4 separate regions of the Homo sapiens genome follow, and regions 2, 3 and 4 are each linked to region 1. A link is a contact called in ENCODE Hi-C or POLR2A ChIA-PET data. All regions are on one chromosome and are shown on one strand. Each heading gives the region's core, a stretch centred on a gene start or an enhancer-like site at or near the end of the contact. The rest is flanking DNA. Distances are from core to core; before and after follow the strand shown. Region 1 holds the start of C9orf72 (C9orf72-SMCR8 complex subunit). Region 2 holds the start of PLIN2 (perilipin 2). Region 3 holds the start of KLHL9 (kelch like family member 9). Region 4 holds the start of APTX (aprataxin).

Evidence for each region. Hi-C counts contacts between places; a loop is a spot of excess contacts on that map. ChIA-PET counts read pairs that join two places held with the same protein, here RNA polymerase II (POLR2A). Pooled maps may share reads with other maps.
Region 2: a map of gastrocnemius medialis shows a loop between it and region 1 (10-fold over the local background). The contact joins the promoter of PLIN2 here to the promoter of C9orf72 in region 1. A Hi-C loop is called at or near these places in 1 of 168 maps with a recorded cell type or tissue (gastrocnemius medialis). POLR2A ChIA-PET finds 5 or more read pairs at or near these places in 1 of 52 experiments (activated T-cell).
Region 3: a pooled map shows a loop between it and region 1 (16-fold over the local background). The contact joins the promoter of KLHL9 here to the promoter of C9orf72 in region 1. A Hi-C loop is called at or near these places in 8 of 50 pooled maps.
Region 4: a map of natural killer cell shows a loop between it and region 1 (31-fold over the local background). The contact joins the promoter of APTX here to the promoter of C9orf72 in region 1. A Hi-C loop is called at or near these places in 2 of 168 maps with a recorded cell type or tissue (naive thymus-derived CD4-positive, alpha-beta T cell and natural killer cell), 1 of 37 single-sample maps with no recorded cell type and 13 of 50 pooled maps.

What each region holds. Positions count from the first base shown.
Region 1 is chr9:27,571,666-27,575,304 of GRCh38, reverse strand. C9orf72 (C9orf72-SMCR8 complex subunit) reads left to right here and starts at 1,824. Exons shown (of 11, transcript NM_018325.5): 1 at 1,824-1,874. RefSeq lists enhancers at 1,215-1,742, 2,341-2,430 and a silencer at 1,751-1,830.
Region 2 is chr9:19,126,242-19,128,741 of GRCh38, reverse strand. PLIN2 (perilipin 2) reads left to right here and starts at 1,250. Exons shown (of 8, transcript NM_001122.4): 1 at 1,250-1,323; 2 at 2,294-2,345; 3 at 2,433-2,500. The coding sequence starts at 2,316. RefSeq lists a silencer at 912-1,471 and enhancers at 984-1,493, 1,494-2,004.
Region 3 is chr9:21,333,582-21,337,220 of GRCh38, reverse strand. KLHL9 (kelch like family member 9) reads left to right here and starts at 1,817. Exons shown (of 1, transcript NM_018847.4): 1 at 1,817-3,639. The coding sequence starts at 2,362. LOC107987053 (a long non-coding RNA gene) reads right to left here. Exons shown (of 3, transcript XR_001746634.2): 3 at 1-600. RefSeq lists a silencer at 1,628-1,797 and enhancers at 1,838-2,147, 2,338-2,387.
Region 4 is chr9:33,000,030-33,003,668 of GRCh38, reverse strand. APTX (aprataxin) reads left to right here and starts at 2,041. Exons shown (of 8, transcript NM_001195248.2): 1 at 2,041-2,102. LOC124902140 (a long non-coding RNA gene) reads right to left here and starts at 1,892. Exons shown (of 2, transcript XR_007061454.1): 1 at 1,610-1,892; 2 at 924-1,492. RefSeq lists enhancers at 1,843-2,112, 1,872-2,484, 2,485-3,096 and a silencer at 2,583-2,642.

The sequences.
Region 1 (3,639 bases), core at 575-3,074:
TAAATCTCTAGATGTATTAGACGTAACTGCAACTTTGTACCCTACCCTACAATTTTCTTTCCCCCCAAGCCCCCCAACCAAGGGTCTACTCTGTTTCTATAAATTCAGTTGTTTTTTAATTCCACGTATAAGTGAAGTACAACTCAGTGTAGAAACTTGGTAAATGCTAGCTACTTGTTATAAGCTGTCAGTCAAAATAAAAATACAGAGATGAATCTCTAAATTAAGTGATTTATTTGGGAAGAAAGAATTGCAATTAGGGCATACATGTAGATCAGATGGTCTTCGGTATATCCACACAACAAAGAAAAGGGGGAGGTTTTGTTAAAAAAGAGAAATGTTACATAGTGCTCTTTGAGAAAATTCATTGGCACTATTAAGGATCTGAGGAGCTGGTGAGTTTCAACTGGTGAGTGATGGTGGTAGATAAAATTAGAGCTGCAGCAGGTCATTTTAGCAACTATTAGATAAAACTGGTCTCAGGTCACAACGGGCAGTTGCAGCAGCTGGACTTGGAGAGAATTACACTGTGGGAGCAGTGTCATTTGTCCTAAGTGCTTTTCTACCCCCTACCCCCACTATTTTAGTTGGGTATAAAAAGAATGACCCAATTTGTATGATCAACTTTCACAAAGCATAGAACAGTAGGAAAAGGGTCTGTTTCTGCAGAAGGTGTAGACGTTGAGAGCCATTTTGTGTATTTATTCCTCCCTTTCTTCCTCGGTGAATGATTAAAACGTTCTGTGTGATTTTTAGTGATGAAAAAGATTAAATGCTACTCACTGTAGTAAGTGCCATCTCACACTTGCAGATCAAAAGGCACACAGTTTAAAAAACCTTTGTTTTTTTACACATCTGAGTGGTGTAAATGCTACTCATCTGTAGTAAGTGGAATCTATACACCTGCAGACCAAAAGACGCAAGGTTTCAAAAATCTTTGTGTTTTTTACACATCAAACAGAATGGTACGTTTTTCAAAAGTTAAAAAAAAACAACTCATCCACATATTGCAACTAGCAAAAATGACATTCCCCAGTGTGAAAATCATGCTTGAGAGAATTCTTACATGTAAAGGCAAAATTGCGATGACTTTGCAGGGGACCGTGGGATTCCCGCCCGCAGTGCCGGAGCTGTCCCCTACCAGGGTTTGCAGTGGAGTTTTGAATGCACTTAACAGTGTCTTACGGTAAAAACAAAATTTCATCCACCAATTATGTGTTGAGCGCCCACTGCCTACCAAGCACAAACAAAACCATTCAAAACCACGAAATCGTCTTCACTTTCTCCAGATCCAGCAGCCTCCCCTATTAAGGTTCGCACACGCTATTGCGCCAACGCTCCTCCAGAGCGGGTCTTAAGATAAAAGAACAGGACAAGTTGCCCCGCCCCATTTCGCTAGCCTCGTGAGAAAACGTCATCGCACATAGAAAACAGACAGACGTAACCTACGGTGTCCCGCTAGGAAAGAGAGGTGCGTCAAACAGCGACAAGTTCCGCCCACGTAAAAGATGACGCTTGGTGTGTCAGCCGTCCCTGCTGCCCGGTTGCTTCTCTTTTGGGGGCGGGGTCTAGCAAGAGCAGGTGTGGGTTTAGGAGGTGTGTGTTTTTGTTTTTCCCACCCTCTCTCCCCACTACTTGCTCTCACAGTACTCGCTGAGGGTGAACAAGAAAAGACCTGATAAAGATTAACCAGAAGAAAACAAGGAGGGAAACAACCGCAGCCTGTAGCAAGCTCTGGAACTCAGGAGTCGCGCGCTAGGGGCCGGGGCCGGGGCCGGGGCGTGGTCGGGGCGGGCCCGGGGGCGGGCCCGGGGCGGGGCTGCGGTTGCGGTGCCTGCGCCCGCGGCGGCGGAGGCGCAGGCGGTGGCGAGTGGGTGAGTGAGGAGGCGGCATCCTGGCGGGTGGCTGTTTGGGGTTCGGCTGCCGGGAAGAGGCGCGGGTAGAAGCGGGGGCTCTCCTCAGAGCTCGACGCATTTTTACTTTCCCTCTCATTTCTCTGACCGAAGCTGGGTGTCGGGCTTTCGCCTCTAGCGACTGGTGGAATTGCCTGCATCCGGGCCCCGGGCTTCCCGGCGGCGGCGGCGGCGGCGGCGGCGCAGGGACAAGGGATGGGGATCTGGCCTCTTCCTTGCTTTCCCGCCCTCAGTACCCGAGCTGTCTCCTTCCCGGGGACCCGCTGGGAGCGCTGCCGCTGCGGGCTCGAGAAAAGGGAGCCTCGGGTACTGAGAGGCCTCGCCTGGGGGAAGGCCGGAGGGTGGGCGGCGCGCGGCTTCTGCGGACCAAGTCGGGGTTCGCTAGGAACCCGAGACGGTCCCTGCCGGCGAGGAGATCATGCGGGATGAGATGGGGGTGTGGAGACGCCTGCACAATTTCAGCCCAAGCTTCTAGAGAGTGGTGATGACTTGCATATGAGGGCAGCAATGCAAGTCGGTGTGCTCCCCATTCTGTGGGACATGACCTGGTTGCTTCACAGCTCCGAGATGACACAGACTTGCTTAAAGGAAGTGACTATTGTGACTTGGGCATCACTTGACTGATGGTAATCAGTTGTCTAAAGAAGTGCACAGATTACATGTCCGTGTGCTCATTGGGTCTATCTGGCCGCGTTGAACACCACCAGGCTTTGTATTCAGAAACAGGAGGGAGGTCCTGCACTTTCCCAGGAGGGGTGGCCCTTTCAGATGCAATCGAGATTGTTAGGCTCTGGGAGAGTAGTTGCCTGGTTGTGGCAGTTGGTAAATTTCTATTCAAACAGTTGCCATGCACCAGTTGTTCACAACAAGGGTACGTAATCTGTCTGGCATTACTTCTACTTTTGTACAAAGGATCAAAAAAAAAAAAGATACTGTTAAGATATGATTTTTCTCAGACTTTGGGAAACTTTTAACATAATCTGTGAATATCACAGAAACAAGACTATCATATAGGGGATATTAATAACCTGGAGTCAGAATACTTGAAATACGGTGTCATTTGACACGGGCATTGTTGTCACCACCTCTGCCAAGGCCTGCCACTTTAGGAAAACCCTGAATCAGTTGGAAACTGCTACATGCTGATAGTACATCTGAAACAAGAACGAGAGTAATTACCACATTCCAGATTGTTCACTAAGCCAGCATTTACCTGCTCCAGGAAAAAATTACAAGCACCTTATGAAGTTGATAAAATATTTTGTTTGGCTATGTTGGCACTCCACAATTTGCTTTCAGAGAAACAAAGTAAACCAAGGAGGACTTCTGTTTTTCAAGTCTGCCCTCGGGTTCTATTCTACGTTAATTAGATAGTTCCCAGGAGGACTAGGTTAGCCTACCTATTGTCTGAGAAACTTGGAACTGTGAGAAATGGCCAGATAGTGATATGAACTTCACCTTCCAGTCTTCCCTGATGTTGAAGATTGAGAAAGTGTTGTGAACTTTCTGGTACTGTAAACAGTTCACTGTCCTTGAAGTGGTCCTGGGCAGCTCCTGTTGTGGAAAGTGGACGGTTTAGGATCCTGCTTCTCTTTGGGCTGGGAGAAAATAAACAGCATGGTTACAAGTATTGAGAGCCAGGTTGGAGAAGGTGGCTTACACCTGTAATGCCAGAGCTTTGGGAGGCGGAGGCAAGAGGATCACTTGAAGCCAGGAGTTCAAGCTC
Region 2 (2,500 bases), core at 1-2,500, 8.4 Mb after region 1:
ACAAAACAACAACAACAAAAAAACACAACTGGGACTCAGATGACGTTTTAAGTTGTCTTTGAAAAACAATGCATAACCCTGCACGTATAAAGTTGCCTATGTCACATAACCCTAGGCAGCTGTCATTCTGGAGTGATCTGGAGTTAAGTTTTTTGTTTTCTTTTTCTTTTTTCTTTTCTTTTTTTTTTTTTAGACAGGGTCTCAGTCACTCAGGCTGGGGTGCAGTGGTACAGTGGCGCGATCTCGACTCATTGCAGCCTCGACCACCTGGGCTCAAAAGATTCTTTCACCTCAGCCACCCACCCGCCTGCCCCCAACCCCGCTAAACAGCCGGGACTAGCTGGGACTACAGGCGCGCGCCACCACGCTGGGCTGCTTTCTTTGTATTTTGAGAGAGACGGGGTTTCGCCATGTTGGCCAGGCTGGTGATTCGCTCGCCTCGGCCTCCCAAAGTGCTAGGATTACAGGCGTGAGCCACCGCGCCCAGCCGCCACAAAACTTTTAAAAGTTATTACTTCGCTAAAAATAACAGCGTAGAAGCCATTGTGCAGCGCCACGCGATCTCGGCTCACTGCAGCCTCGACCTCCCAGGCTCAAGCGATCCTCCCATCTTAGCCTCGCAGGTAGCTGGGGCCACAGGCGCACGACACCACGCTGGGCTATTTTTTAAAATAAAATAAAAATCTTCGCCAGGCTGGTCTCGAACTCCTAGGCTCGACAGATCCTCTCGCCTCAGCATCCCAAAGTGTTGTGATTACAGGCGTGAGCCACCGCTTCCATTTTTAGAGTTCTATTCTGAGGACTAACGCCGTTCAACAAGTTGGTGTGAATTTGTTTGCATTTTTCAAAACCCCAAAGCCGGCCTGGGCGCCATCCCCATTTGCCCCGGGCCTCTCAGGACCCCGACCACAGGCAGGACCCCGACCACAGGCAGCGCCCCGACTCCAGGCAGCGCCCCGACTCCAGGCAGGGCTACCTCCAACTCCCAGCCTCCCCAGGCCGGGCCCCCGCCCGGCTCCCGACAGGCTCCTCTCCCCGTGGCGGGGCCCCTCGCCCAGGCAGCACACCCTCTCAACCCGACCGGGCCCCCACCACTCTAGGAGGGCCGGCGTTGGGGGAGGGCGCCGGGACGTGCCCGAGGGTGACACTCGGGCTTGGGACAGGGCGTGCTGCCGCGGGTCACGTGCTGCGGAGGCTTGGGGAGGGGCGGCGAGGCGGGGTTTATAGCCCGGGCGCCCGCGGGCCCCACGCTTTGACCGGGTCGTGGCAGCCGGAGTCGTCTTCGGGACGCGCCTGCTCTTCGCCTTTCGCTGCAGTCCGTCGGTGAGTGCGCGCCCAGTGGGTGCCCCAGCGAACCGGTCCCGGGCCCCCAGCGGCGCCCAGTTGGGGTGGGGGGCTCCCCGGGGCCTTGGGACCGCTGCTCTGCTCCCCGCGGGGCTCAAAGGTGGACGGGACGCGGGGGTGATGGTCCGAGACCCCCCGCTCGCCTCGCGGCTTCCAGGTCCTGGCTGGGTAGGGGCGGTCTGCTGAACCCGCGCTTTCGACCCTTGCCTTTGTGCGTTGAGGCTTCTTTCCTGCCAACAGATTTAGGGCGATTGCTATCGAATGTCCCTTGGCCTGCTTGGGTGGTTGTGGGAAAACAATATTTGTCGAAGGGACATTATCGAAAGGGAAACGCGTTAGAAAACCGCATTTTTTTTTTGACGGAGTCTCGCTCTGTCGCCCAGGCTGGAGTGCAGTGACGCCATCTAGGCTCACTGCAACCTCCGCCTCCCGGGTTCAAGCGATTCTCCTGCCTCAGCCTCCAGAGCAGCTGGGATAACAGGCGCCCGCCACCACGCCCGGCTAATTTTTGTATTTTTAGAAGAGACGGGGTTTCACCACGTTGGTCAGGCTGGTCTTGAACTCCTGACATCAAGCAGTCCACCCCCCTCGGCCTCCCAAAGTGCTGGGATTACAGGCGTGAGCCACCGCGTCCGGCTTGGCTAGCATTTTTGTTAACAGATACTCGGAGAAACAAGAGAAGTATGTCAACAACTTTACTTCTCCCTCCTGAGTATTGCAAGTTTACACATAAGCTCTGAAACTTTGCCTCAAAAGAGGGAGTGGGGTTGTGTGGGTGTGGGTCTTTCAGGAGGGGGACCTGGAGAGCTGGAGAGAGGAAAGAAGTGCAGAAGACTACAGGGAGCTCACCCTGCATTTTTCTCTACTTGTAATCAGCATTTGCTTGGGTTGGGGAATGAATTTGGGAGAGTCTTATCCCGGTGTTCTGAAATAAGTCTCTTTTCTGCAGATTTCTTTCTCCAGGAAGAAAAATGGCATCCGTTGCAGTTGATCCACAACCGGTATGAATTTTGAGTAGCCTTTGTCTACTTTCTCTCCTTTTGTGTTTTGAGAGATTAATAAGCATACCCTCCCTACTTTGATTGCAGAGTGTGGTGACTCGGGTGGTCAACCTGCCCTTGGTGAGCTCCACGTATGACCTCATGTCCTCAGCCTA
Region 3 (3,639 bases), core at 568-3,067, 6.2 Mb after region 1:
TGTAGTAGAATCAATAATTAAGTACATGGGTAAATTAATAATATCATCCATGGTGAGCTAATGCCCCTAAGAACTGGATGCTTTATCATACAGTTGCTTGACATTACCAACAAGTATTGTGACAAATTTGATTCAATCATTTCATTATGCAGGCAGAAAAGATAGTCTTTTAAAATAACTAAACATATGGGAATATAATGAAGAGTGTCTATAGTAATCATTTCATGAAGACACAAGTCTGTTCCTAAGCTATTAATCTTACTTGCAAGTTTGATGAAAAAAAGAAGGATCTCATGATTTCTTGCTCCAACTTCCCATGTACAGAGGCTCTCTTCTTTCTTTTCCAGATAGAGACTGATTCCTTGGAAGTAGCTCTTCACAGCATTAGGGAGTTGTCATGGCCTGAGAGAGCCCTTCCACCCCTAACTCATTCAACAAGCAGGGCTCCAGGACTTCCCAATGCTGATAAAAATTCAGTGAATAATTTCTCCAGGCCAGTTTCATTCCAACCAACCTCTTGTGTTGAATAAGGTGACAATCTGCTGGAGCACCTTGTGGAGGACAGTGGTAGTCTAAGCCTTCTGAATTTTGCTGCCATCCCTTGGAAACAATAGAAAACATTCAAAACAGATGAACTGCCCATCAACAGGGCACTGGTTAAATAACTTATGATGTAACAACTCAGAAGGCAACAACAGAATTGTTTAAAAATATAAATAAGCCCTCTACACTAATTCAGGAAGATCTTGAAGTGAAAAAAAAAGATGCAGAACAGTGTACATGGTATGCTATCTTTTACATAAAAACGAGGCGAGTGTAAGAAAAACATGACTACATTCTTACTTTGCATATGCATAAAGAACTAGAAGGATTTAAAAGACAGAAACTTCAAAATTTGGAAAATGGAAGAAATTGTGTCAAAGTATACATTTATTTGTATGTCAAAATTTAAATTTACCACTAATTAAAGAAATGCAAGTTAATAAAATACTCACAAAGGGAAAAGTCAGAAGAAGGGAAAGACACAAACATTGTTGGTGATAATATTTTGGAAATATTGTCTTGGATCAGTATTTTACTAAATATTATCCATAACAGGGCTAAAATTTTGCTACCAGATTGTATAAGTTTACTACCGAGTCTATAAAACAATGGAGGATAAGAAGGTACACATTCAGGAACAAACCAATGGGCAAAGGAAACTATAGTATGTATAGTTATTGGAAAATTATGTAGCCATTTTTAAAATTGTGGAAAACAAAGGCATTTCAAGCCAAAAATTTAGAATATATCATTTACATAATAAAGTAACAATCTAGTAAAGACAAATATTTTGCGTTTGAAATTGTAACAAATTTGAAAATATGAACCAAAATTGTAACTGAAGTATCTACTACATAATGTGGGATAACAATTATTGTTTTGTAGAGGAAAAAAAAAATTAAGCATCCAGGTTTCCTCTCAATTTATACAAATGCCGCATTTCACTGTTATTCAAAAAAACAGAAGCTAGGAAGCGTAAAGCTTTGAAAAATTATGCATTTGGGGAACGTAAGAGCTCAGATATGCGAAAAACTTATATCAAACGTGCAGCATAACACACTTGCTTGCACACATTCTGTCCTATTTGGTCCCACATACAAGGCAGCTCTAAGAGGCCGGGCTGGCGCCCACCCCACACAGCTCCGCTTCCCCAACCCTCGCCCTCCCGCCTCCCGGGTACTTCCTCCCCCTTCCCCACCCCCACCCTCCCGCTGACTGACGAGGTCTGGAGGCCGCGCAGCCGCAGTAGCCGCTAAGGCCGCTCCCACCCCGTGGTATCCTGGGACTAGGCTTTTCCGGAAGGAGCGGCTCGGTGTTGGGGCTAGGCCGGTATTCTAGGCCCAAGCCCAGGCCCAGGCCTGTGTTCCCGGCCCTTGCTCAAAGACAGGCCGGTGGCCGCTGCGACACTCTAGGTACAGCGGAGGGCGCAGCGGGCCGTTCGCTGAGGTGTCCGGACCCGCCGCCGAGCGGGCCGTGGAGCCACAGTACGTGGCGGCGCCTCTTCCTTGCCCGAAGCGGAACTGCTGAAGGAGCGGCAGCGCAGGCCGGACGAGGTGAACCAGGTCATTTAACCGCCTTCAGGTGATGAATCATCTGTCTAATAATCAGATTTGAGGTCCACAGCCCTTTGTGGTCCTGCTACAGGGTGATTTTCAGTGGATGACTGACTGGCGTGGCCCGAGGGGTGCCGCAGTGACTGCCTTCCCTTGATAAGGAAACGAGCTTTCTGTTCTTTCTGGACACCTCGTTACCTGTAAAACATTCCGGTTATAACTTCTTTATCCGGCTTGCATCTCTGTGCAAGAGGAAAGCTTTCACATGAAAGTGTCCCTTGGTAACGGCGAAATGGGCGTCTCTGCCCATTTGCAGCCTTGTAAGGCAGGAACCACACGCTTTTTTACCAGCAATACTCACAGTTCGGTGGTATTGCAAGGCTTTGATCAGCTTAGAATAGAAGGATTGCTTTGTGATGTGACCCTGGTACCAGGTGATGGAGATGAAATCTTCCCTGTTCACAGAGCTATGATGGCGTCTGCTAGTGATTATTTCAAAGCCATGTTCACAGGTGGAATGAAAGAACAAGATTTGATGTGCATTAAGCTTCATGGGGTGAACAAGGTTGGTCTGAAGAAAATCATTGATTTTATTTATACTGCAAAACTTTCTCTTAATATGGACAATCTTCAGGACACACTTGAAGCTGCTAGCTTTTTACAAATATTACCCGTTTTGGATTTCTGTAAAGTATTTCTTATATCAGGAGTCTCTTTGGATAACTGTGTTGAGGTTGGACGAATTGCTAACACCTACAATCTTATAGAAGTGGATAAATATGTTAATAATTTCATCCTGAAGAACTTTCCTGCTTTATTGAGTACTGGGGAGTTTCTAAAACTCCCTTTTGAACGACTTGCATTTGTGCTTTCCAGTAATAGTCTTAAGCACTGTACCGAACTTGAACTCTTTAAGGCAGCCTGTCGCTGGCTAAGGTTGGAAGACCCTCGGATGGATTATGCTGCAAAGTTAATGAAGAATATTCGATTTCCACTGATGACACCACAGGATCTCATCAATTACGTGCAGACAGTAGATTTCATGAGAACAGACAATACCTGCGTGAATTTGCTTTTGGAAGCTAGCAATTACCAAATGATGCCATATATGCAGCCAGTGATGCAGTCAGATAGAACTGCCATTCGATCTGACTCCACTCACTTGGTTACATTAGGAGGAGTTTTGAGGCAGCAGCTGGTTGTCAGTAAAGAATTACGGATGTATGATGAAAGGGCACAAGAATGGAGATCTTTAGCCCCAATGGATGCTCCCCGTTACCAGCATGGTATTGCTGTCATTGGAAACTTTCTTTATGTAGTTGGTGGTCAGAGTAATTATGATACAAAAGGAAAAACTGCTGTTGATACAGTTTTCAGATTTGATCCTCGGTATAATAAATGGATGCAGGTTGCATCATTAAATGAAAAGCGCACATTCTTTCACTTGAGTGCCCTCAAAGGACATTTGTATGCAGTTGGTGGGCGCAGTGCAGCTGGTGAACTGGCCACAGTAGAATGTTACAACCCAAGAATGAATGAGTGG
Region 4 (3,639 bases), core at 792-3,291, 5.4 Mb before region 1:
ATAGGGAGCTATTTAATCGATACGGAGTTTTTTTTTTGAGGCAGAGTCTTGCTCTATCGCCCAGGCTGGAGTGCAGTGGAGTGATCTTGGCTCACTGCAACCTCTACCTCCCGGGTTCAAGCAATTCTTCTGCTTCAGCCTCCCAAGTAGCTGGGACTACAGGCGAGTTCCGCCACGCCAGGCTGGTCTTGAACTCCTGACCTCAGGTAATCCACCTGCGTTGGCCTCCCAAAGTGCTGGGATTACAGGTGTGAGCCACCGTGCCTGGCCGAGTTTCAGTTTTTCAAGATGAAAAAGTTCTGGTGATTAGCATGGCAATATGAAGTGCCTGAAAGTCTTCACTGCCTGCCATACCTTTAGCTATACATTGTGCCATGTGATCTTGCTTTTCTGGCCACTAATACACTATAGACAATGGACTAGGCCTAACAAGCAGGACGTGGAAACTCTGCCCAATTTTGCACATTATATAGTGAATGATGTAATTAGAATGATCCAATCCAACTTTTGGATGCAAGACACACAAAGGCAGGTCAAAGAAGCACCCTTAACCGAGAGGGATGCTTAATTGAGGGAACAACAAAACTGGTCAGGTCACCAGAGTTGCCTCTTTTTATCTTGGGCAGTTGTGAACAACATTCCTCAGCTGTAAGGCCTGTGTGGCTGCTGAGATGCTGCTTGTGTTTTCCCACTTCCTTATATGACCCTAATATAAACCTGCATCTTCTCTGCTAACAAAAGCAAGCCTGTCCTCTGTGTTTCTTGGAAGATCCTCCCACCTTCTGTCTTGAAGGCTCTGATAGCTTCATCATACCATTAAGTCTCTGCTTTTCCATGGAAGGAAACAATACTCCACCTTGATGAAGAATGTGACTCCTTAAATCTCAATTTTGTTAAAGAAAAGATTATTCAATGATACTTGCTGAAGCATGGTAAGGAAGACTTTATTCAGGAACTTCATGATAGGTATATAGAGCTCACTGCAACGGGGTTTTGCAGTGGAAGAGAGATTAGGCTCAACTCCAAACAGCAGCATGGGCAAGTGGGCATTTATGGCCAAGGAGCTGTGTAGGGGTCAGTGGATGGAAAATTACTAAGAGGAAACATCGGGGTAAAGGAGTTTCTGGCTAAATATACCTAACAGGATTCTTGCTGGAGACAGGCCAAGGTAATCAGACATCATCTGGGGGATAGTGGAGAATAAGGAACCTGATCAGATATTGAGAATAACCACATAAGGCGGGGTGGTGGTGGTGGTTCTTGGTAAACTGACTTAGCCAGGGTCTGTGCTAAAACTGGATTTTACAGGGAAGTGCACAGATGGGCCTAGCAGAAAATTCAGAAACCTAATTCAACCAAAGAATTTTTGCCAGTGTGTTGTACTTGAGAAAAATTATAAACTATACTTTTACCTCCGAGATAGGGATTGTTCCTTCTGCCAAAATGCCTTTGAATAACTGCAATATGATTCTTAGGGAACTTTCTGGAATTGCTGTAAAAAATCAGTACACGCATCTTATCCCTGCATCTTGCTTTTTTTCTCCCGGATTGCCCCTCAGTTCATTTAGTGTACACAGCACTACAAAAAACAGGTTTCCCTGCCTCTTACCGCTCCATTCTTTCCTCCCTGCACAAAGGAGAAAGCGGACTGTAGTTTAAAAAGCAAGTAGCAGTGCTACAGCAGGTTGTCTGCAGCAGGAGAGATGGCCTTAAAGGTTGTGAACGTCTCCTTATGGAGTATCGAGAAGCTGCACAGCCACCTAGAAACGTCCACAGAGGGATTGGGTCTGAAATGTCACCCAATTCAGAGACTGTGAGGCAGTGACAGGCGAGTGGCCCTCAGGCAGAGAGATGCTGAGAGAGCTGGTCCCCACAGGCATAACTTCCAGGATCCTCAGTTGGACCACGGCCCAGAGAGAACCCAATTGGGGCGGACGCTTTTTGATCTGGGAAGTGGGCAAGATTCTTTCAGCCAATCCGTTAGAGAGGTGCTGGTGACGTCACTGGTCGCGATACAGCCGGCCTCTGACGTCATCCCGCAGCGCCGGAAGCGGTGAGGCACAGATGAGTAACGTGAATTTGTCCGTCTCCGACTTCTGGAGGTAAGGCGGTCGTCAGCCTATCTCTTCTGCTGGCTGGGCTCAATGCCGCGGGTGAGCGTTCGGCCGAGGCTGCTCCTACCCTTGAGTGATGTGCCTTGAATGACGCTGCTTTCATGCGCTGCTCTCACGGCTGCTTTCTCCGTCCTCCCCTGTTACTACCTTGGGCTGTTTCAGCGGGCGCTCGCGTTGGTCTTCGACCCACTTTGCGTTTGTTCACGTGTGCTCCCGACACCTGTATGTACCTTGGTCGCAACACAAGCCGAAAAAATATTAGAGAATGGGCCCTGTCCAACCAAGGAGGCGGCCCAGCTTGTCGGGAAGGGCAGCGTTTCCGCCAGAAATGCTTCGTGAAAGGCACTTGAGGGACCTTAGCAGCATCCTCAACAGGCCTTGTAGGGAATGCCAGAAGAAGCAGTCCTTGGCCGGGCGGGGTGGCTCATGCCTGTAATCCCAGCACTTTGGGAGGCCGAGGCGGGCGGATCACCTGAGGTCGGGAGTTCCAGACCAGCCTGACCGACATGGAGAAACCCCGTCTCTACTAAAAATACAAAACTAGCCAGGTGTGGTGGCGCATGCCTGTAATCCCAGCTACTCGGGAGGGTGAGGCAGGAGACGTTCTTGAACCCGGGAGGCGGAGTTTGTGGTGAGCTGAGATCGCGCCATTGCACTCCAGCCTGGGCATGCCAAGAGCGAAACTCCGTCTCAAAAAAAAAAAAAAAAAGAAAAAAAAAAAAAGCCTTTCCCCATACATACCAGTGATAGTGGCTTAACAAAGCAGGGATAAAATTTCTATTTGGAATTGCTGTGATCTAGGTTTGGAACTTTTGGGGATTGTTCATATGTGAGACAATACAGATTTGTGCTCGTTCTTCTTAGTTACACAGTTATTACTTTCTTTTTTTCTTTTTCTTTTCTTTTCTTTTTTTTTTTTTTTTTTTTTTGAGACAGAGTCTCACTCTGTTACCCAGGCTGGAGAGCAACGGCGTGATCTCGCCTCACTGCAACCTCCGTCTCCCGGGTTCAAGCTATCTCTGCCTCAGCCTCCCAAGGAGCTGGGATTACAGGCGTGTGCCACGACGCCTGGCTAATTTTTTGTATTTTTAGTAGAGATGGGGTTTCACCATGTTGGCCAGGCTGGTCTCAAACTCCTGACCTCAGGTGATTCGCCCCCCTCGGCCTCCCAAAGTGTTGGGATTACAGGCGTGAGCCACTGTGCCCAGCCGCAGTTATTGCTTTCAAATGATCTTTTTATATGTCCACAGCTCCTGCTTGCCCTACCTTCGCTATTAACAAGAGTGATAATAGTGTTGAATGCTTTTTATCAGACACTGAGCTTTACATACTTTGTCCTTTAGCTCTTGTGACAACCCCATGGTGTAGAGCAATTGTTAATACCGCTTGACACTTGAGGGAATGAAGGCTTGGAGAGGTTAAATAACTTGCCTCAAGTCACACAGCGAGTAGGTGGTAGAACCAATGTTTGAATTCAGGCAGTCCAACTTCAGAGACCTTGATCTTCGCCACTGTTCTATATTGT